Regions from separate parts of the Mus musculus genome. Here regions 2, 3, 4, 5, 6 and 7 are each linked to region 1. A link is a contact called in ENCODE Hi-C data. All regions are on one chromosome and are shown on one strand. The core of a region is the stretch at or near the end of the contact, and the rest is flanking DNA. Distances in the headings are between cores, read along the strand shown.

Region 1 (3,256 bases), core at 347-2,846:
ACAATTAGAGCATCTGGATGTTGGATTTGGAAGGAGCCCACGGAGTCCTTCTTTTGTGATGGACAATCCCGAGCTCTAGAGTTCACATGGCTGACACAAGATGCCGGCTTTTCCCTTTGCCAAGGGCTCTTTTCTCATTCCATGTTCACTTCTTCACAGAACAGAGCCCAGTTAGAGTCTGTCATCAGCAAGGGAAGGGAAGTGTCCTGTCACACTAAGGGACAGTTGAAACTAGGACCTGTGGACACTAGGGAAAGAAGCAACCGCACTGGGCCCAGGAGCCTGGGCAGTCAGAGCTGGGCAGCTTCCCCAGTTGCCCTTTCCTTGGCAAGGCTACACTTGTTTGCACCCTCCATTTCCTTCCCACCCACCTCCTAGCAACACCAGTATAAGTGGGCAAATTTCCTAGTTCCTCTCTCCCAACTACTTCTTTGCCTTTGTTAGTTCTGCTTACGATATATCCCCTTTCCAATAGAAAGAATTCGTATTTGTCCTATAAGACTCAACTGAAGGACTGGAGAGATGGCTCAGCAGTTAAGAGCACAGACTGCTCTTCTGGAGGTCCTGAGTTCAAATCCCAGCAACCACGTGGTGGCTCACAACCATCCATAATGAGATCTGAGCTACAGTGTACTTATAATCAATCAATCAATCAATCAATCAATCAATCAATCTTTGGACTCTGAGCAAGCAGGACTGGAGTAAGAAGGAAAAAAAAAGACTCAACTCATGTCACCTGCTCACCCCTTTACTCCTTTGGGCATTTTGGTGACTCTGCCTGCATTCCCAAGGCATCTTGTATATCCACTTCTGAAACACCTGCTAATTCATCTTGTTACCATCCATCTGTTCACCTGACTGCCTTGCCTACTCAACTGTGACTTTCCTGAGGGCAGGAAATGGGCCTGAGTCACCTCTACAGCATCAGCACCATGTCTGGTAGAAACAAGGATAGAAAGAGTGAGCTTGGTCCTGGGAGACATGCTGGAGGGAGAGGGACCAAGAGGATGTGGGGCCTGCAAGGATCACAAGTTTGACAGTTTAGGACTCTGTCTTTGAAGTCGAGGTATCTCACCTGGGGATCCAGGAGACACACCCAGGTTTTCCTGGTGGGTGGAAGAGATCAGACACATCAGCTAGCCTCCATGGGCCTCACCTTTCTGTAGTACTTGACAGAGGCAGGGAAACAGGAAGGAGCACACAGAGATGTTGGGGCCATCCTGCCATCTACAATATACTTTCCAGCCCTTGTTCCTGGAAGGGTTGGGATGGCCTATGTCCCTCCAGAGACCAACTGAGTGTACCTAGAAGGACCTACCCTTCACCAGAGTGGCACTCAAAGGGCTGCCTCTCTTCTCTCTAAGGCCTACTATGAGTCCTACCCCCAGTAAAATGCAGGGAGATTTATGGCCATGATAAAGGATAAGAAATCCCATGCCCATTTGGCCCCAACCTTCCCCTGGTTCCCCAGAATGTCCCCCTGCCTCCTCAGCCATCATTGATCTTACCAGGGAAGGGTGATGCTGGATCCTGTCTGGCAGCTGGTGTGTGGTGAGGAACCAGAGCTCGTTCTGTCTATAGGGTGAGGGAATGACTGGCTGTCCTTTATCAGGACTGGCTGCTTTATGCCTCCATGGAGGCGGGGATGTAAGCTCCCACAGACCCCGCCTCCCACAATGACCCCACCCCTTTTTGTTCCACTTCCAGGAGAACAGCATCAACCTGTTTGAAGTGCCCCGCCTCAGGTCCTGTGGGGGTGGGTAAAAAGATGCCAGGCAGGTGTCTGTGTTGCTGGGGCTGAGACAGAAAGAAGGGGGACTGAAAGTTTGCTTATAGACTGGGGAGGAAGGGAGGCAGTGGGAATTGGCTGTGTGCGTGTGTGTATGCACTTATGCTTATTTGTGTGTGAGTGTGCATGTGAGTGTGTGTGTGTGTACTCATGCATGCGTGTAATTGTGTGCAGGGGTGATACAGGGTGGATCACTGCCCTGATGTCATCTGGAAGCACCTGCCATTCATCTGAGGCCTTGTGGAAATGATAAGTGATAAGAAATCCTGTATGTTCAGGGACTACAGGCAGCAGAGCAGCTGAAAATCTGCCCTTCAACTTTGTATGCATCAGCCTGCTGATTCTTACCTCTCTCTATGTGTATATGTGCCTTGGCTACACATGCATAACTTGGTACCAGTATGCACAGAAGTCTGAGGAGGCAGGATAGAGTGAGCTCATATGGCCTTCTATAATTTGGAAGCATCTCTAAGTATATGGAATATATGCTCACACACAGGCAGAGGTGGATCTCAGCGGTGAGATGACGGACAGCCCAGGATGTATGCTGTGGGCGTTCAGCTGTCTCCCTGTAGGTCATTCAGGAACTTTCTCTCTCTCTCTCTCTCTCTCTCTCTCTCTCTCTCTCTCTCTCTCTCTCTCTCTCTCTCTCTCTCTCTCATGTTAGTGCACTGCTGCTCTCTTCAGACATACCAGAAGAGGACTACATATTCTATTACTGATGGTTGTGAGCCACCATGTGGTTGCTGGGATTTGAATTCAGGACCTCTGGAGGAGCAGTCAGTGCTCTTAACCTCTGAGCCATCTCTCCAGCCCCCATTATCTTATTAAAGTTGCTCCTTGGAAATCACTTAAAAGAGGATTCTACACACACAGGCAGGTCTCTAAATTACAATTTATGTGATTTACTGCAAGGCCATATGAAGAAGCAGTTTCCTGGAGATTTCCTTAGGGACTGGTAGGAGTGAGGAAAGAGTCTCACACTCTGCAAAAATATCTTTAAAACTTTATTACTTTACTTTCTCAGAATCCTTCCACACTTTGTTCTGCCTCTCTGGTCCCCATCCTTCACCCCTTTTCTTTCCTCCATTCCCTTCCACTTCTCACCTGGCACAGCTATCAGCATCTTAGACAGACAGCTCTAGCTCCTGTTTGCTGTCAGGTGCCCATCCCCCTTAGGAAAGGTGGAGTTGGGTTCTTGGGTGTGTGGGATGGTTTTGTTATATGACAGTACAAGTGCAGAAGTGTGGTATTTGTGTTATACAAATCTGTTTTTCCTTTCCCCCTAGTTTTCTGTCTCTGTTTCTTTAAACCACTACAATGTAGGGCATCTGAAATCTTGTATATATAGTCCAGAGGTTGTGTGAACACCTTAATTAGCTCTGCAAAGGTGGCCCAACCAACCATTACCTCGGTCAGACATTTGGAAGTCTCTTCCTAGAGTGTGCCTTCCTCTGGCGTGTGATG
Region 2 (3,256 bases), core at 211-2,710, about 82 Mb after region 1:
TGGGCTGATAACATGAGTAAACTCCATTAGCAGAACAGAGGAGGCTGCCCCCAGTAATCACAGGCAAAGTCAAGATGACTGCAAAGGTCGCATGGTCACTGGAACACCCCTGTAATTTGTATTGTAATGAACTATTACCTCAGCACAATCATGTGCCAGGCATTTAATTTACAAGCACAGATGCCTGGCGGTTGACTTTAAAATTACTCTGGAATTACCCCCATGGATTCTGAACAACTACCAGTGTGGCCAGGGCTTCATAATCTATAAGGTAGCTGTGCATTGCAGGCGTGGGGCCTGCACACTGGTGGATCTCTACTGATTATGCTGTGTGCAACTCTGTTCTAAAGCTTCCAGTGGCATCCTCCTAAAACCTGCCACCCATCTTGCCTTTAACGGACTGCAGACTCTTCCTGGGGTCTTCTGGACAAAGGGGCCCTCCCCAAGTCTACCCTACCTTCGATCAGCCATAGCTGCAGTAGAACACAGACTGGAAAATAAAATGATTTCCTTTGCTTCTATTTCCCTGGGAGCTCTACCATCTGTTTCCACTAAGGAAAGAAGCACAAAAGAAGGGAGGATACTACTTTCTGGGCTGGAGATGCTTCCCTGAGCTGTGACTCAGGTCTGCCCAGGGCAAGAATATGCCAGGGAGGCTGGCCTTAACTGGGTGCGTGCTTGTTCATCCAGATAAACCAAGTTGGGAGGGTTCCAACCTGTCACAGCACCACAAATGGCATGTTAGAAAGACTGAGCTCTCTTTTCCATCAAGGTTGGAGCTTATTTTTGCTTCTAGGAATCACAAATCCTTGGTGCCGATAAAACATTTTACCACACGTTGTAAATGTTTTGCATGTGGGCCAAGCTTTGGTGAGAGAAGGCTCCTGTTTTTTCTTCTGCACAGTATCTATGGCCAGAATGCACTTTTCTGAGAACCGTCTCTAACCATATAACCCCAGTAGGTAGGTACCTGTATGACCAGGGATGCTCTGGTGCTAAGTGAGCACCTTTACTGATGTTGGCCAATTCAATGAGATATGATGAGTTAAGAGGCTGAGCACTAGAGCCCAGAAGCTGGGAATACCCAAGATACAGGTAGAGGAGGAAATGGTTCCCATCTGCACACGCACAGTGATGACAGGTTGGGGGTGGGGTGGGATAGGTTGTGTTTCCAGGTCTCAGTTGCACAGTGAAACAGTAAAAAGGCTAAGTAAACTCTGGCCATCAGATAATGGGCCATTATAACTCTGGATGACTTCCTGAATAGTCTAAAACATGGCTTTCTCATTTCCTGCCTACAAGACAAAGATATATTCTGACAGCGCTGTGAGCAAAGAGACACTGAAGGCTGGAGCTGGTCTGGGAGAGCGAGCAGGCAGCAGCCAGTCCCTAGTTTGTGCAGTCAGCGTCTAGCTGGACCTACCTGCCGCACAGCAGGCCAGGGACAGACAGCAGGGCAAGGAAATCCAGGCACAGAGGTGCAAGGGAGAAAAGGGAAGGGCGAGCCACTATGTAGCCGCTCCCATTAAAACAGAAAACTCTGCTATGCTTGGTTTTAGTCCAAGCTCCTGCCAGGAAGGAGCTGGCTCACAAAAAAGCCACAGCTTCATTTTTTCCCATACTCAAGTCTTTCAAGGGCTCGATTCCTCTAAGCTAGCAAAATCATCCCCCTACCTCACCCCTCACCATGCCACGCCTTCTTCCTCCCTTTCCTCCCATGTCTCCCTCCTTCCCTTTCTCTCCCTGACTGGCTCTTTTAGGTTACCACAGACTTAAGAGTGTGTAGCCATAACCTTGTTAAGTCTCCGAGTGTCTGCGTCTGGCTGTGAGAATGCTCTGGTTTGAGATTCCCAACCACTAGGTCTGTGAAATGACCAGTGTGGGAACCAGGAGGCAATGAAAAACCCAGATAATTCATTTTTAAAAGTCTCTATTTCGGGGCCTGGTACACCTTAAGTACTTGACACATAGCTACTGTAATGCTAGTATTAGCTTTTTAGACTATTTCTGAGACATTATGGAGAAAAATATTATCAGCTATGGGAGGGAATACTCCCATTTACAGAGTGCAGCAAAGTGGAACAAATATACAGGAGTCATGGTGGGGCTCTTCGAAGACCTAGCATTTGAGGCGGCCAGTGCATGTGTAGGTCTAAAGCCCGAGAGCCTTTCCTGTGTGCATGCTGAATCTCTGGAAAGATAGATGGATGCTTGCAAAGGCATGCAGAAGACCAGAACTGTGTTGAGGTTTTGGAAAAATCAAAGGAGCTTACATGAATGCCGCATATTTGGCCACCTAGAAAAGCAAATGGCTGACTATAACCTCTGAGACATTGAGTCTCATACTGCTAATGACTAAGCCATTAGCTACAATCTGATAGGTGCCTTCACCGTTTTCCACAGGGAACATTTGTGGAGCTGCTTACAGTTCGGCAGGATGATGGTTGCTGGAGGAGCTCTCCACTTCTGAAGGTTATGATAGCCTGCCTTCTGCCTACTGCCTACCTGAGGCAGAGGATATGCAGAAGGAAACGTGAGACTCATCCTGGATTTGGTCTATCTTTCAGGGGATCATCCTCTTGGTTAAGTTTTTGTTTACTTAGTCATCATTTTGTGTCTGACTGCTGAAGACATGTGGCTAAGCTCCTTTGGGGTTTAGAGAAATGTTTCATTTGGAGAACCTCAATGGAGGTTCACAATGGGTGGACATCAGAGCCTGATGGGTTCCTGAAGCCTGCACACCATTGCTTTCCTTGGAAGGCCAAAGTCCAATACATCAAATTCCCACCTCAGAGCAGCCTTTCAGACATCTGATGACAGCTCTTACAACATCCTCAATGGTTTAGAATGTAAACATCTGTCAAGGCCCCCACGCTAAAGCCTTTCTGTTGTATATTGTTGTGCTATTTTGAAGTAGAGCCTTGTGAAAGGAGGCTCATTAGTGGTGGCCCCCTTTTCTGTTCTCCCTTTTGCTTTATGGCTACCATGTACATGGCTCCTGCTGTTTGTACTTTTTCACCACAGGCCCAGAAGCAACTGAGTGACTGAGCTTGGATAGAAACTTATGAAATTGTAAACCAGGACTTCCTTTGCTTTCCGATGCTGGTTTTTATAGGTATGATTCCTCCGTGGCATAAAGCTGAACGGTGAGCCTCCTTAATTTTCTCAAAGGCAAGCATCCCAGTTCATGGTTACATTGTGATTTCTTCCTAGTGACTTCATTGTCCTCTGACCATCCCAACTTTTGACATCCCTA
Region 3 (3,256 bases), core at 357-2,856, about 82 Mb after region 1:
TAAGTTGTCCTTTCTTCTGTTTACTCTTTAGTTAATCCATCGACCTACATGTTTAATATAGCAGAACAAAGATAGTTGCCAAGAGTGAATCAGAAATACTGACTCAAGGAATCCAATAATCCTTTGAGGAAATGACATGAAACATGTAGTAGCTGTAGAACATCCCATAATGTGAGCCATGCTAAATGAATATAACAAGGCAGCTGGAGGAGATATTACCAAGCTCCAGGTACCAGAAAGAAATACTCCAACTTCCCTTGGTAAACAAGTGAAAACACAACATCAGATCAAAGGAATAAATTGGCTATAAGTGTCAGTGTTGAATTCAGAGACCTTACCAGTGCCTCAATTTTCCACTTGAAAAACTGTGTGTGTGTGTGTGTGTCTTCCATTTTTATGTTTTTTTTTCTCTGCATTCCTCTCCTCCAGATCATTGCCTACATCATTACTTAGGAATATAGTTTACATTATTTATATGAATTATAAATCAAAAGTAATCTTGGACAAGGTGTTTAATTTGCAAGGAAATAAAAGAATTCTGATCCAGAAAATGGGACTGGAAATTAGATTGGAACAAATCTCTGCAGAGAGATTCTGGACAGGGAGCCATGCAGTGCAGTCCTCACCACAAGACAGATTATATGCTTTCCTGTTTTTACTCATGGTTTTCAAAAGTCCGATTTTAATGCACTGTCATATATAAGGTCATCTCTGGAAACATATGCACTTTTATGTTGTTCTACCATGAGCACTAGAAAAACAAGCTAACAAACAAGTACACAGTTCCTCTTATCACAGAAAATAAAAAGAAAGGACAAGACACTGGACCTAAATGAGTAGTTAGCGGTGATGATGCTGAAGTTCAGAAAGAAGGCAACTACTGGAAGAGTAGCTGGGGGATGAAGTAGGCTGAGCATGAACCTATATACCGAGACAGAGCTGCCGGCCAAGACCGAAGGTGCACCCAAGTCCAGCTTCTATTGTTCTTTCAGACTAAGACTGTTCTCTGTACTACAGATGCTTTTAAAAGGGAGAAAAGAATCTTTAAACAAATTGCTGGCCTGATCTCACCAGTGAAAGCAGTGGTAAGCTAGCTGTTAGTCAAGTTACAGAACAAGGCAGGTCTCACAGCTACTTAAAACAGATAGCAGTGTGTGTGTCTTCATCAAAAAAAGTGTTTCAAAATCAAAATGAGAAGAAGAGAGAGAGAGTAAAATAACCCCCTAGATGTTTGACTACAGAGTGACTTGAACCAGACTTTTCCTGGCACTTGTCAGTGGTTACTACACTCGCAGTGACAAGTCAGGACTAAAACCCTGTTTTTCCCTTTATCTGAGAAACTTCCTAATCCCTCTGAGCCTCTTATTTTCATCTATTAAACAGGAACAAAACAATTACTATGACTCTGGGAGGATTTGGTGAGTTGGGAGAGTCCCTGGCAAAGCACGTGATACGTGGAAAACCCTTACTAAACCCCACTGTGGCTTGAATCTGAATTAAATCTGGATCATTTCCCACTAGCGTGAATTGCTTCCTTCCGTTCAAGCGCTCTCAGAGGAGGCTGACCTTCTTGGCCTGCTGCTCACACTGCTGGTGTGTGGCCTTTCTAAGATCTATAAGGTCTTGCCACAGAGGGAGGGATAGCTAATACTGACCACAGCTAACTGCCCACCCGGATGGCAGGGATGTGGCCATGGCCCATCAGGAAGGTGACTGGGCCCAAGTCTTACCAGATGGGGTGTGCTAAGGCACTTGGCAGTAAGAAAGCCAAGCCTCCAAGAGCCTTGCAAAATTCTTTCACAAGGAGTCCCCACTTGCCTCTTGGAATGTTTTCCCCTGTTGTTATTTTTCATTCAGTAACGGGTCTTTCCTGACCCTTTGCAGTGGTTTTCTACGTTGATTATATAAAGACTAGGCTCACAACCAAAACTAAGTTGATTTGGATTTGTGTGCTTTGTTTGCACATGTTTGTATTCAGTTGCCCTTGAAAATGAGCAACCTTTTCACTTACTCCTAGTTAGACTAAGTATCTCTTTGTTTGATTCTTAAATGGGTAAAAGGCTATGGTAGGTTGTAGAGGAGAGCTGAATCTGGCATCGTTCCTCCCAGTAAGGAGGCCTGAGATTCTCTTAGACATCTTGAATTCAAAGCTCATTTTCAGGATTCACTCATTATGGGAAACAAAAACAAAAACAAAAACCTACTCAAAAAACATTAACAACTACCAAATTCTCTCATGAAAAGCCCAAGCCAAGCTCTGTCACATAACAATTTGAACTTGGGCTCCAAAAGCCATCTCAATGGGCTTGCTGTTTTGTTCCTTCTAGGTTGTGGTCACCTTTCTATGGTGGAGGCTATTGAAAAGCTTCTGTAAGGCAAAAGACACCGTCAATAAGACAAAGAGACCACCAACAGATTGGGAAAGGATCTTTACCAGTCCTAAATCAGATAGAAGACTAATATCCAATATATATAAAGAACTCAAGAAGGTGGACTCCAGAAAATCAAATAACCCCATTAAAAATGGGGCTCAGAGCTAAACAAAGAATTCTCACCTGAGGAATACCGAATGGCTGAGAAGTACCTAAAAATGTTCAGCATTCTTAATCATCAGGGAAATGCAAATCAAAACAACACTGAGATTTCACCTCACACCAGTCAGAATGGCTAAGATAAAAAATTCAGGTGACAACAGATGCTGGCGAGGATGTGGAGAAAGAGGAACACTCCTCCATTGTTGGGGGGATTGCAAGCTTGTACAGCCACTCTGGAAATCAGTCTGGCAGTCCCTCAGAAAATTGGTCATAGTACTACCGGAGGATCCCGAAATACCTCTCCTGGGCATATATCCAGAAGATGTTCCAACTGGTAAGAAGGACACATGCTCCACTATGTTCATAGCAGCCTTATTTATAATAGTCAGAAGCTGGAAAGAACCCAGATGCCCCTCAACAGAGAAATGGATACAGAAAATGTGGTACATTTACACAATGGAGTACTACTCAGCTATTAAAAAGAATGAATTTATGAAATTCCTAGCCAAATGGATGGACCTGGAGGGCATCATCCTGAGTGAGGTAACCCAATCACAAAAGAATTCACATGATATGTACTCACTAATAAATGGATATTAGCCCAGAAACTTAGAATACCCAAGATATAAGATACAAATTGCAAAACACATGAAACTCAAGAAGAATGAAGACCAAAGTGTGGACACTTTGTCCCTTCTTAGACTATGCCGGGGCCTAGCAAA
Region 4 (3,256 bases), core at 285-2,784, about 82 Mb after region 1:
TTGACATCAGTTTACCCAAAATAGTCCAGGATGAAGTCCTGACCATAATTATGGAGTCTCATATATTCAATTACACTTCAAGAGTGGTGTCTTAGAAATCAATCTATCTTATGTGCCTAATTATGAGCTAAGGATCACTGTCCCCAAATCTATTACTGAGTGACAAGTACAATCTAAGTAGTTCATAATTCAGCTAGGAATAGTATATAGCTATAGATGTAAAGCCTTATTCCAGCTAATGTTCTCAAGGACCACAGTGGAAGCTTCTGGAAGCTTCAAGGCTGCACACATCATCCTGGGCCATGTTGCAATATAAGCACAATTTGTGTTTACCTACTTTATAATACTTACAGTTCCTTTTGTGGTGGAGAATCAGGATACAATAGGCATTTGATGTATAGCTAAATATCTCTTCATTCAGTGACTAACAATTCCCTTTTCAGATGCACTACTCGAGTCTTTGTAGTTAGTAACATCATGGTGACTACCTTTGGTTAGGCTGTTTATGATCCAAACTGGTTGTGGTTAGAACTGTAATGTCTGAACTGAACAGGGGCTTCCTTTAGAAATAGAAAATAGAAAGCAACTTGGTGTGCAAAAACAAGACAAAACCCACAAGATCAAGTATTTGCAACGAACCTTCTCCCCTCCTACCACTGGTACAAACTAAAGGCAAAGTGTCATCTTTGAAACTAAGTTTCTATTAGGAGGTTACACTACACTCAGATGTTTGCTGTTTCTCCCAGGCTCTCCCTAGGAATAAAATCTTTCCTTCTGTCAAAGGAATTCCACAAGAGGCAGGAAGTTTTTCAATTGAACATTCTGTGGTGCCTTGGTCATATTCCCAAAAATCTCACTAGGAATCTTCTAAATTATCTCTCTTGAATGCCTCGAAAGCTATTCCTTGTATGTCGCCTCTTTTTGAACCAACCTTGCGGAAATATTGCGTTAGCTTGCGGTCCTCCCACCTCCTTTTCAAAGATCTGCTTCTATGTATGTGTATTGCCGGTTTGCTTGCAAACAAGTCTCAGCACACAGTGCGTGCGCTGCCCGCAGGAGCCAAAAGGGGGGTGGGATCCCCGAAATGGAGTAACAGTCAGTGGCAAGACCCCTCTGTGGACACTGGGAACTAAACCTGGGTCTTTGAGAAGAGCGGTCACTCTGGGCCACCTCCAGCCCCTCCATCCACCGTCCTGTCAAATGTCACTAGGAGTGAGCAAACCGAGAAAGAGCATCGTCGGGCAAGACTAGTTCTCAGGGAGCCCACACCAGTCCTGGCGAGCGCAACCACATCCCTGTGCTGTGAGGACAGGCAGGAGAAGCGACCGACCACAGCTGAGCACGCTGGTCCCTGTGCAGGGAAGGGCAGAGCTGCCTCTCCTACCTAAAGGCGCGGTGCCGGCTCCTCCCGCGATTTCAGTCCTCCGGATTTGAATCTTTTCCGGAAGGCCTTCATGTCCCGCCCTCTCAAGCCTCGCTCCACCCATTTGCATGCGCGGTGCCTTCTGGGATTGGTAGTTTACCCTGCGTTTCATCACCGTAAGGGAAGGAAAGAAAGGAGGCCCAAGTCACTGCAAGGTCCAGCGTCCCCGCTGAGTGACAGCGGGCACATGGGCGGGACTTAAAAGAGCGGGACTTACAAAGGGCGGGACTTACAAAGGGCGGGACTTGCAAAGGGCGGGACTCCCAAAGTGCTTTGGTAGCTAGCGAGGGCTTTGAGACGGCCGAGAGTTTGAGCGCCAAGGCTCTCTCTCCCCAGGGGACTCTGCAACCTGACTAGGTGCTCCTTCCCTGAGGTGTGTGCTCGACAAAGGTTGCTGAAAAAGTTCACGTTGAAATTTTTTTTGATGATAATATCGTGTTACTCATTTCCTTTGTTTCTTAGCATAGTAACATTCCAGGGAGCTGCCCGGGGAAGCTTAACGCTCGATGCGGTATGTATTCTATCTAGTAGCATCTTGCAAAAATATAGTGAAATATCAAGGACTACCGAGACTGCTATATACGATGGAATTGCAAACCTTTCAGCTTATGTGGTTATTAAGTTAGCTGAACATTGTAGTTTTGTTCCCAGAGAAGATATTTGCTAGCATTCAACATTTACCCCTTGCCAGTCTTTCGTGCAGTTCTGTATTTCTCTAAGACTGCTTTTGCATATTACACCCTTACGGCCTTTAGTTTGAACATTCTATATGTCTCTGATTATAAAGATGTTGAAGCTAAGAGATACTTGTTTACTTAGGCCTAATGGCAGAAAGCATCCTGGGGAACTTTCCAGGATGTACATATATATACATAGAAACGCTCAATATCCCCTGTTATGGATTCAAGAAACTGTGACTCCCCTGGGAAGACACATTTAAGAGCGGACTACCTCGTGTATTGAGCTTCTTCACATTCCCAGTTAATGTCTGAAATAAGAAGTCAGAGACTTACCAGAAGGAACAGACCTTGGGGTGAGAGCTGAGGGAAGGGAGCTGCTTTCATAAAAAACACCAATCCGATCAAAGCCATACATCCCACTAGCTGGCATAAGAAAGCCTATAGCTTTCTATAGAAGATATGAGTCAGAAATACAAGGAAAGAGGAAATGGTGTGTGTGTATGTGGTGGTGGTGGTGGGGGGGTGGGGGGAAGGGGGCACCATTTGGTGTGTGCTGGTTGGTTTTTGTCAACTTGACACCTTGGAAGAAGGAACCTCAAATGAGGAATTGTCTCACTCGGACTGGACTGTAGGCAAGTTTATGGTGGCATTTTCTTGATGATAGATCTATGGCGAGCCCAGCCCACTGTGGGCAGTATTGCCGCAGACTATCGCCTTTTTGGGTCTCCTATCTGTGTGGAACGGGTCTCTGGTTGCAGGTGGACAAGGAGTCGGCGAATGACAAACAGAAGCGACAGATGAGATTGTGTAGAATCTGAATGTAATTTGTCAAATCGAGCATCAAACTTTTTATACAGAAGAAAATAGGGAAGTTGGGTGACATACCGGCAAGGTACAAAGAGGTTACTGGATTCTTACACAAAACAGAGGAATGCAAACATGGAAGGACCGGCAGGAACCAGTTGGGATAAAATTCAATGCTAACAACTGGGATCAAAAACATCTCCACCTAAGGCCCACTTAATCTTAGAAGCCAGGGTCAAGGGCTTTGTGCCCTTGCCACAGTTCCTATTCTAGTCTATTGTATAGTCCACCTTCCCCCTAGGCCATTGTAAATACTTGTGTATGGGTGTAACTCAGCTATCCATATTTC
Region 5 (3,256 bases), core at 352-2,851, about 82 Mb after region 1:
TCTCAATGAGAATTGTCTCTCCGGGTTAGTCTGTGGTCATATCTGTGTGGGGTTTTTTGATTGTGTTTAATCATGGTTGGAAACCCCATCTAAAAGTGTGCTGCTGGGCTCTAGACAGAATGGAAAGGAAGGAGCAGATGAGCGCTGACCTGCACGCCCCAGTTCACTGCTCTCTGGTCTCGGCTCTGAAAGTTGCAGCTGCCGTGACTTTTTGACATGATGGACTCTAACATCAAAACTGAGGCAAACAAAACCTTTCTTCAGTAAGCTGATTTTGTCAGGGTATTTTATCACAGCCATAGGAAAAGAAACTAAGACCCATATGTGATCTTTTTTTTTTTTTTTTTTTTTTTTTAACTGCCACCATTCTCTTCTACAGTCTTCTTGTGAAGATGCTGTTAACCACCACAGAGATCAACACTAGGCTGACCAGGCTGACTGAAAAATTCAGCCAGGAAAGAAAGAAAAGGCACAGTGTATGAAATCCATAAAGGTGAGCCCAGCACAGGCAGTGCCCTCTAATTTGTGCCTGATGCCTCCGCTGACATTAACCCTGGAAGGGAGAACTGGAGAGCATCCTTCTGGGAACCCAGGGACCATCTGTCCACTGAGATTACTCACTCCTCAGCCTCTCTTCCCACTTCCACTTCCGTATTGTCAGCAGAAGCAGGAGAGATTGCAGGATCCAGCAGAGGAGAGACGGGATTGTGGTTCCTGAAACATTCCATGTCTTTCTACCATCGTCCCCACCCTGTCTACCTATGTTTCTCTGTTGTAGGTAGACTAAAGAGAGATTTACAAGAAATCAAAACAAAGCAAACCCTAAAATACAACAACAGCAGCAAAAGCCTCCAAACCTTGGATTCTTGTCGCAGATTTAAAGGGATTTACTGAAATGGGTGGAAGGAATCAGGAATGTAAGACTACAAGCTCAAGGAGGGGGAGTAGCTTAGGGGCAGGGCGTTCATCTCTTGCCCTCATTCCAGGTCCTGCTGAGCATTCGAGAGACTAGAAGGGCCCAGTGGAGGATAGGGATGCCCTGGAGCCTCCATGCTCCTCCCATACCCGGGATGTTATTGCCCTGCCACCACCCGGCACGCCCCACACTCACTCGACCTGCAGTGTTGTGGGCTTAATCTTCACCTCCACCTTGTAGGAGGAGCCGGTGAGCAGCTTGATTGTGCGGTTCTGGCCAAAACGCTGCCCGTCCACCTTGAAGAAAACAGGGCCGTCGTTGGGCTGGATGCGCAGCGCGATGGAAAGGCGCACGAGTCCGGGTAGGTCCCCCATAGTTGGCAACCGAGACTGGAGTGGTGGACAGTGAAGGCTGGAGAGAGCTGCTGCGGCGCTTTGGGCGGAGGGGACAAGCAGGGAGGAAGAGAGAGCGGATGGATGCAGGCCACAGCTAGGAGCGGTCGCCTCTGTCCACCCCAGATTTTGAGAAGCAGCTGTGGCCCTCCACTACACTCAGAAAAGGAGCCGGCCCAAGAGACAGCATGGAGGCAGCAGGCTGCCCCATCCCCCGCTCCCCACGCAGGGCCCTGCACGCACGCGAGGGCTCGCAGTGACTGGACTGGCAGGCTGCCCCGCAAATCAGCACTGCTGGGGGCTAGAGAGTTAATCTTGTTTACGCACCACAATCCCCTTCAGCAGGACTGACGTTTAGGCTCCTCCTAGAACAGCACCGGATGCGAGGAGGATGGGGCGGAGAGGCCCTGGGACCAAGATTAATTGCTACAACAAGGAGCTGAGACCCCAGAGTCTAGGCCCTAAGGGATGTAGATTCACTTTCTGGAGGGTTTGAGCTGAGGTTTGGTGTGAAGTGACTGAGAGGGGAAGTGGAGGCAAGTGGCAGGAAACGGGGTAGGAAACTGCTAGCTAATGATTTAAATTTCAGGAAATGAGTGCATCCTACTGAGAGCAAGGACAAATGGCCCCGAAGGCAGAGCTCATCTCACGTGGAGTGGAAATTACACTAGATTAGGTGGAGATAGAAAGACAGATGCGGTTAGGGAGAAAGGGGGAGCAGGGACAGGTTGAGAGAGTCCTATTTTCATTTTCATTATACATATCTTGGCTTAGAATTGACACTATAATCAATCATATATATATATATATACACACACACACACACAAATCTGGAAGGGTGAGTCTGACCAACTCTGTAAAAAGTAAGGTAGTCTGGTGAGTTAGGTGTAGTGACAATGTCTAAGAAGGATGAGTCAAAGAACTACTGCAGAACATTTCATATGACAGTGCAGAGTCTGCGCTTGCACGCTACATATGATTTTGAAAGGCTTTCTCATAGATGGTGGTTGACAGTTGAAGATGCCAAGCAGCAAAGGGAGACTAGGTGCATGGAAATGAGTTCCTGACGGAGAAAAATGAGTTCCTTCTTCAGCACCACACAGGTGGATAGTACCATAGGCTCCACCTCATACCTGGGAAATGCAGGATACAATTGATGCCTCCCATTGGGACAGATGCGGTTGTTTGCAACTTTGTACTTACACAGGTTAGGCTACTTTTATTTAGTTAATAAGCTATATATATATATGTATAAAAATGATTCTGAGGTATTGGTGTTTATTGTAACTGTTAGCAAAAAAATCAAAACAAAACCTAAATGGACTGCCAATCTATGAATGGTTGAAAAAAGACCCAGCAGCATAAAGAATGGTTGAATGAATTCTCACATATCGAAACTACAGTTGCTATACAACTATTTTAAAGGTGCATCATATTTTACATTGTCTAACCCATGCTCAGACTTAATTACAAGCATGATGAGCAGTGGAAACACAGGATTTGAAACACAAGGGTGGGTTTTTTCTCTATTTTACGTATTACTAAATCTTCAACATGCACAAAACATCACCTGGAACATCAGACATGTCCCCAAAATGTTGAGAGACTTGAATTATTGCTGTGTTTTAACTATGGTCATATGTGAATTCTTCCACATCTAAAAGTATTTAGATTCATAATGATTCACCTATGGTGAGTGCAAAGAGGTGCAAACCTAATTGTAAATAATGTCTATATAGTTTTATCATTTATTTTGAATCTTGGGAGCAACCTTTAACTTAAAAGAAAAGTCCTAGGGCAGACTAGCTATAATCTTGAGGAAGATGGAGAAGAGAAAGAAAATCTATGCTGTTTAAGTTAAGATCCTTTGAGGTCAGCCATGTAGCTTCATAAGTGGTGAGGGGAGCATGAGAGAAAGGGGAAAAGCCCATAGTACCAGAGAAAGCAT
Region 6 (3,256 bases), core at 486-2,985, about 81 Mb after region 1:
CATTCAACTCAAATAGAAACATTTTAAATACTGTAACGAACTATAAAACTGTTACTTTGCCACAACTCAGCACTGTGGCAGGAGACCTGAACCCCAGCCCATTGAGAGCCTTGTTTGAGGATTATCAGTTTGAGGCCAGCTGAGTAACATAGAAAACACACACACACACACACACAAAAGGAAGAAAGGAAGGGAGGGAAGGAGGGATAAAGAAAATGTCAATTATTGTCCCCATTCTGTAATTGGCTCACTGGCAGCTGGATACGAAACCTGTAATCTAGTCTTGCATTATCCGCCTAAAAGTCCTTCAGTGGTGTCCTGTTTTCCTTAAAGCAAAATGAAGGACAAATCTGTGGAATGTCTTACATATCTTGCAATGGTCATTACTTATCCCTTATGAATGTGTATTTTATTTTATTTTACGGGGGTTGTGGTTGTTGCAGATAGGGTTTCAAACTGAAATTCTCCTGCTGTTTTCTCTTGATTGCCGTGAGTAAAGGTGTGCAACACCACTTCTAGCTCGTGTTTTTCTTTTTTAAAAAGATAATAAACTACCTTCCACCATTATCACTGAGCTTTCTCACATGCTGTTTTTTGTAAGAAACTTCATACTCTACTCTAAATTTGCTTTAGTTAGTTTCTACTCGTCCTGCATCTGTTTTTACTTTTATAGACCTGCACATTAGAAAACTCATCTTGATGAGTTTACATGTATGTATGCATTCTTGGTCTGGCTGTTGGACTGTCTCCCCCAACAGAAAATAAACTCCATGATATAGCTGGCATTGCAATTCCCATGCCTGGGACTATCAGGCATTGAACTGACACTTCTTGAAAGGATGTGGTATTTACTAGTTCGTCATCAACTTTGTTGTAGGTATCCCGGTGCCTCCTTTGGTTTTGCTTGTATGAAATGTGGGTTTATTGCATATATCTACTAGTAGACTACGACAACTGCTAACAGCCTATAAGGTCCAAGAACGTTGCCACGAAATGTTAACTTCACTTCCCAGAAACCTTGCAACGGACTGCACGGAGGATGGTGGGAGGAAGAGGCTGCAGTGAGAGCCTAGTTTGAAGTATTTCTCAATCTGTCACCTCCTTTCTGTTTCTGCTGGAGCATTGAGGAATCAGACCCTAGATCACGCAAACCCAAACGGTCCAAGCCTGCACCCACCTCCCGCAGCAGCTTGAGGTCCCCGCGCTGGATCTCGTACACCTGGATAACGCCGGTGCCCCGGGCAAAGTTGCCCATCGTCACGAATTTGGCACTGCAGGGCACCCATTTGCTGTCGAACACTGTGTAGTTGAGGCCCTTTTGAATGTGGACAATGATCTGAGGCTTCTCGAAGGTGGACATGGTGTAGATGCAACCAAACGCTAACTTGGTAACCAGACTGCAAACAGATCAGGGGCAGTTTGTCCCTCCCTAGCCGCATTCTACCCGGAAGCCTTAGCAAGTTGGGCTTGGATGCCTCCGAAAATGCCGTGTGAGCTACTGAGACCGCAACAGATGCTTCTCCACACATGGCACAAGCTAATTTACTGCCGTTACCACAACGACTTTACATAGACACAGTAAAGACTGTGAATGCTTCGGCTGCGAGCGTATGAGGGCACGGAGACATTAGCAAACAGGCATATCCCAGGACAGCAATTCCGAAACGCGGACCAATCCAGCCTTAGGCCCCTGGCATGGACCCCGCCTAGGAAAAGGGGTGGTGTCTTCAAATCGATTGGTGGAGGCTGGCGCATGCGCTGTACAACCACGCACGTGTTCCTCTAGTCGTACTTGCCGGGATTGATCTTGGCCGAGATGGAGACGCAAAGCACCGGAACGGAGGACGGCTTTACTCCCGTCACGCACAGAGGGGGCCGCCGGGCGAAGAAACGACAGGCTGAGCAGTCGTCAGCGGCGGGACAGGATGGAGAAGCCGGACGCATGGACACGGAGGAGGCGCGGCCGGCGAAGAGGCCGGTCTTCCCGCCGCTCTCCGGGGATCAGCTCCTGGTGGGGATCAGGACGGGACGGGACGGGGCGGGGCGGGGCCCGGGCGTCCAGGTGAAAGGGTCGGTTCTCGGTTTTGTTTTGTTTTGTTGTTTTGGGGGGTTTGTTTGTTTGTTTGTTTTTTCGCCTAGGCCCGCATCTCTCAGTCGCCTCCTGAGTGTGTATGTTTTTATTGCAGACTGGGAAAGAAGAAACGAGGAAAATTCCCGTCCCAGGTAACAGATACACACCGTTGAAAGAAAACTGGATGAAGATATTTACTCCGATTGTAGAACATTTGGGACTTCAGATACGCTTTAACCTGAAATCAAGGAATGTAGAAATCAGGGTAAGGAAGAGGGTAGCCATTTCGTAGCCTACCATTTCGTAGTTTCAGCCTTAATAAAAGTAGACAATGATACACGGTAGTGCCTAAACAAGTGGTAATTGTAGGTACTTTCTTCAGTGTAAGTGCTCTTTTTGGAGGAAACGTGTGCCACTTAGAAAAAAATGTAAATTAATTCCTTTATTTTTTTTTCAGTAGATCTTCGGTGTCAGTGCCAAATTAATTTTCCCATATCACAATGCTTTTATTATGGTATTCTAGCCTCCTCGGCATTCCTAAGGGATAAAGGCCAGACACTTGACTAAGCCTGCCTTTCAAGTAGGAGACCCAGTTGTGTTTGTTTCCCTTTTTTTTGTTTTTTTTTGTTTTTGGTTTTTTTTTCCCCTGCCAGTATCTTTGGTGGCTCTGGTCTCTGGAGAAGGCCACTTTCTCTGCTGTCTTCTTACTTCAGTTCCAGTCAGCTTTCAAGAGAACTCAAGCTCTCTTCAGAAGTTTATACATTTCTGTTCTACTTTAGCTGCCTTGTTTACTGCAGGGTCATTGGTTTGTGTTCTTAGTATTTGCTGATACCATATATCAGATGCACAGTGATAGCTTAACGTATACCACATCATTTGTTCCTTAAGGTATGACATAGATGATATACACCCATAGACATGAGAGTGCTGGAGGATTAGGCAGGGGTGAGAAAACTTAAATCCTAGATGTTCATGGGACTTGCCGAGAGTCATACATAGGGTGAGAGCCAGAGTCTGGGGCTTTGTGGCTTTGTTCTTGTTTTATTTTTGTTTTCTTTCTTTCTTTTTCTTTCTTTCTTTCTTTCTTTCTTTTTTCTTTCTTTCTTCCTTTCTTTTTTTTTTCTTTGAGACTAGGCTTCACTCTGTAGCTCTAGCTAGCCTGGAACTTGGAGAGATCTGAAGGGT
Region 7 (3,256 bases), core at 345-2,844, about 81 Mb after region 1:
TCCAGCTCCACTGGGTCCTCTGGCCTCTGCTGACACCCACACACATGTGACAAATACACAGAAAGAGACATGAGCACAAACACATGAATAAATAGAAACATTTTAAAGTACATAAATTACAAGGACCTGTTAAGACTGGAGCCACACCAGAATCAACTTCTAATTTAATGCTTACTTCAACATGTTTTCAAAATGAAAGAAAGAAAGCAGCAAAAACTATCTTCTCAAAAATGTGGGGCTTGTTTTTACAATTACCTCTAAAGTAATAATAATACATAAGGTTGTGATGTAGACAAAATAAATATCAATAAAACTCTTAAAGCTATACTCCATTAGTAGAATGCTCAAAGTACTAGTTCATAATATTAGTTATTATTTAAGAAAGTGGAAATAACAAAGAGGTAATCCACTGTAGACTATTCAGAGCCATACATGAAGAGTCAAATGCTTGCAAACAAGTGCTACTGTTTACCCATAGAACTTTTCAAAGTTAAAAACAAGAGAAAACTGCATCCCTATAGGTACCGGAAAGCATCCACAACATCTCTGATTTGGGAATTTCACTTCTATTACTAGAAAACAACAAAAACTGTTCACACTGTCATCTTATCTTGTAACAAAACAATTCAGTCTATCAATTCCACCATCCAGAAGTAGTTTTCTAAAGTTCAATAAGGATAGCTGTCATTTATAAATAAAAACTAACGTTGATACTTAGTTCTGTCTACTCTTAGTCCAAACAGGTTAATAATTACACCACAGACATCTCACCAGGGCAAATACACCTTTTCCAAGCCAAAACTAAATTGTAGTCAACACATTTTAAGTCATTAACGCTATCTTCCAACAGAAATTTGAGCCACGATGAAATTTTCCCAGATGACACTGAAAAATTCCTCTTAATACAATCCGCTACAGCAGAAAGCTGCCGGCCCGGCCCGGTTTCCCACGCCTTTAATCCTAACACCTAAGAGAGGGAGGCTGATCTCGGAGTTCGAGGCCAGCCTGTTCTACAGATCGAGTTCCAGGACAGCCAGGGCTATACTGAGAAACTGTGTCTCGGAAAAGAAAAAGTAAAATTAAGGAAACCCTTGTTTCAAAAGGGCTAACACTGCCACCGCAAGCATTCCGACCTTGGGCGGAACAGGAAGGGCTGCACGCAAAGTTACTTTTTCCACCTTCCATTTTGTCTCCGTTTAGATTTGGAATCAGCTAGAAGCTGATGGCGTTGGGTGTTTTACTTGTCGCTTTTCAACCTCTGAAAGGCAACGTTAACAGTGGCAGCGAAATGAAGACGGTATTGACAGAGAAACTAAAGGCCAAAGCAAAGCCCGAGAGCCGCCACTGCAGGGACTACGCTAGAAGCGAGCAGTCCCGCTCGGCTCCTCCCAGTCGGCCACAGGACGGACGTGATCCCGGGGTGCGGGAAAAGAGACTGTGACGGGAGCACGACAAGCACCCGAACGCGGTTCTGCACAATACCTCAATACCGTGGACGCCTGTCTCCGGGAAATAGGTCGCACGATGATGACGCCATGACACGGCTTCTGCCTGCCGCCCGTGCGTCTCTCCCGGTCGTGCGCGTGCGCACTTCAGTCCCGAGGCTTGCCCCGCCTCTGTCCATCCAGGAGCTAAGTGCAGTGGTCTGTCTGTCTGTCTGTCTGTCTTTCTTTCTTTCTTCTGTCTGTCTGTCTGTCTTTCTTTCTTTCCTTCTTTCCTTCCTTCCTTCCTTCCTCCCTCCCTCCCTCCCCCCTCTCTCTCTTTCTCTTTTTGACACATTTTTTAATTAACTATTTATTTACATTCCAGGCGTTACCCCCCTCCCGGTCCCCCACCCAGTTCCTCACACCATTCTGCTCCCCATCATCTATCTCCCCATCCCCCATTATTGGGGCCTCAAGACCCTTGGGAATTGGACCCATCTTCTCCAACTGAAGCCAGACTAAGCAGACCTCTGCTACATAGGTCCCAGGAGGCTGGGGAATGGGTGGCACTTGGCTCAGCCCATGTATGCTGCCTGGTTGTTGGCTCAGCCTCTGGGAGCCCCCCGGGGTCCGGGTTGGTTGAGACTGCTGATCTTCCTATGGGGTCACCCTCCCCTTCAGCTCCTTCAACCCTTCCTCTAATCCAACCGTAGGGGTCTCTAACCTCAGTCCGACAATGGTTGGGTGTAAGTATCTGCCTCTTTCTCAATCAGCTGTTGGTAGAGCCTCTCAGAGTGGACAGCCATGCTAGGCAAAGAACTTAAAGGTCTCCCGCCAAGGTGGCAAGATTGGAGTCGAAGGCCCTGGCATTTTGTCTAGATTAGGCTTCTTCAAACTGAATGTTCCTTACACCTTTGTCCATTTCTTTGCTTTGATGGAAGTTGGGTCCCTCCGGACCAAACTGTGCACCTCAGATTAATCTTTGGAGGGGCTTCCCTAATATAGTGCCCGATACCTGGTTAGGTGATAGTTATGAAAAATAGTTTCAAAAATTAAATGAGGGTGTGAAGATATGAAAAGTACAAGTTCATATTTTGTGTTGTTTTTGTTTTTGAATGGGTCTCACTGTGTGATATAGCTGACCTTGAATTCAGGATTATCAGTACTAGGGTTACAGGCCGTGCCATCATTCCTAACTGTGTTCGATAGTTTTATGTCAACTTGGCACAGGTCTCCTGAGTGGAAGGAATCTCAATTAAGAAAATGCCCCATAAGGTCAGGTTGTAGGCAGTCCTGCAAGGCATATCATTAGTGATTGACAGGGGAGGGCCCAGCCAATTATGCATGGTGCCATCCTGGACTGGTGGTCCTAGGCTGTCATAAGAAAGTAGGTTGGGCAAGCCATGAGCTCCTGCCTCCAGGTTCCTGTCCTGTTTGAGTCCCTGCCTTTACTTCCTTAGGCAAGAGCGGTAATATGGAAGAGTAAGCCCTAACCCCTTCCTTCCCCAACTTGCTTTTTGGTTATGGTGTTTCCCTGCCACAATAGAAGCCCTAAAACACTAACAAGGTTTTTTTTTTTTTAATATGTATGTATGTATGATGTTTGTTGTTGTTCTTCTTCTTCCTTCTCCTTCTCCTTCTCCTCCTTCTCCTTCTCTTTCTGCTTCTTCCAAACTGTGCCACCATTCCTAACTTACGTTTTTCGCTTTTTTTTTTTTTTTTTTTTTTTGGTTTTTTTGAGACAGGGTTTCTCTGTGTAGCCCTGGCTGTCCTGGAACTCACTTTGTAGACCAGGCTGGCCTCAAACTCAGAAATTCGCCTGCCTCTGCCTC

What was found. Hi-C counts contacts between places; a loop is a spot of excess contacts on that map.
Region 2: a map of regulatory T cell shows a loop between it and region 1 (31-fold over the local background). The contact joins the enhancer-like site here to the promoter of Gsdma in region 1. A Hi-C loop is called at or near these places in 1 of 37 maps with a recorded cell type or tissue (regulatory T cell).
Region 3: a loop to region 1 is called in a map of T-helper 2 cell, with 27 times the contacts of the local background. The contact joins the enhancer-like site here to the promoter of Gsdma in region 1. A Hi-C loop is called at or near these places in 2 of 37 maps with a recorded cell type or tissue (T-helper 17 cell and T-helper 2 cell).
Region 4: a loop to region 1 is called in a map of T-helper 2 cell, with 25 times the contacts of the local background. The contact joins the promoter of Eldr here to the promoter of Gsdma in region 1. A Hi-C loop is called at or near these places in 2 of 37 maps with a recorded cell type or tissue (T-helper 1 cell and T-helper 2 cell).
Region 5: a map of T-helper 2 cell shows a loop between it and region 1 (28-fold over the local background). The contact joins the promoter of Cnrip1 here to the promoter of Gsdma in region 1. A Hi-C loop is called at or near these places in 3 of 37 maps with a recorded cell type or tissue (T-helper 1 cell, T-helper 2 cell and regulatory T cell).
Region 6: a loop to region 1 is called in a map of T-helper 2 cell, with 26 times the contacts of the local background. The contact joins the promoter of Pno1 here to the promoter of Gsdma in region 1. A Hi-C loop is called at or near these places in 2 of 37 maps with a recorded cell type or tissue (T-helper 1 cell and T-helper 2 cell).
Region 7: a map of T-helper 2 cell shows a loop between it and region 1 (30-fold over the local background). The contact joins the promoter of C1d here to the promoter of Gsdma in region 1. A Hi-C loop is called at or near these places in 3 of 37 maps with a recorded cell type or tissue (T-helper 1 cell, T-helper 17 cell and T-helper 2 cell).

Annotation. Positions count from the first base shown.
Region 1 is chr11:98,662,691-98,665,946 of GRCm38, reverse strand. Gsdma (gasdermin A) reads right to left here and starts at 1,596. Exons shown (of 12, transcript NM_021347.4): 1 at 1,509-1,596.
Region 2 is chr11:16,807,702-16,810,957 of GRCm38, reverse strand. The region is part of intron 1 of Egfr (epidermal growth factor receptor); the gene reads right to left. Egfros (a long non-coding RNA gene) reads left to right here. Exons shown (of 3, transcript XR_003949851.1): 3 at 1-1,310. Among named protein-coding and RNA genes, the nearest start is that of Gm39584, 16 kb to the right of the region's middle. Within about 2 kb of position 1,460, at least 1 of the 3 ENCODE cell types and tissues checked has a DNase peak (open chromatin) inside an H3K27ac peak, as active enhancers do.
Region 3 is chr11:16,847,398-16,850,653 of GRCm38, reverse strand. The region is part of intron 1 of Egfr (epidermal growth factor receptor); the gene reads right to left. Among named protein-coding and RNA genes, the nearest start is that of Egfros, 18 kb to the right of the region's middle. Within about 2 kb of position 1,606, at least 1 of the 3 ENCODE cell types and tissues checked has a DNase peak (open chromatin) inside an H3K27ac peak, as active enhancers do.
Region 4 is chr11:16,949,560-16,952,815 of GRCm38, reverse strand. It overlaps Eldr (Egfr long non-coding downstream RNA), which reads left to right and starts at 1,534. Exons shown (of 4, transcript NR_110425.1): 1 at 1,534-1,796; 2 at 1,886-1,934. It overlaps Fbxo48 (F-box protein 48), which reads right to left and starts at 1,406. Exons shown (of 4, transcript NM_176982.2): 1 at 352-1,406.
Region 5 is chr11:17,050,204-17,053,459 of GRCm38, reverse strand. It overlaps Cnrip1 (cannabinoid receptor interacting protein 1), which reads right to left and starts at 1,601. Exons shown (of 3, transcript NM_029861.3): 1 at 1,112-1,601. The coding sequence starts at 1,290.
Region 6 is chr11:17,210,068-17,213,323 of GRCm38, reverse strand. It overlaps Pno1 (partner of NOB1 homolog), which reads left to right and starts at 1,735. Exons shown (of 7, transcript NM_025443.2): 1 at 1,735-2,011; 2 at 2,187-2,336. The coding sequence starts at 1,817. It overlaps Wdr92 (WD repeat domain 92), which reads right to left and starts at 1,431. Exons shown (of 8, transcript NM_178909.4): 1 at 1,178-1,431. The coding sequence starts at 1,360.
Region 7 is chr11:17,255,885-17,259,140 of GRCm38, reverse strand. C1d (C1D nuclear receptor co-repressor) reads right to left here and starts at 1,594. Exons shown (of 5, transcript NM_020558.4): 1 at 1,483-1,594.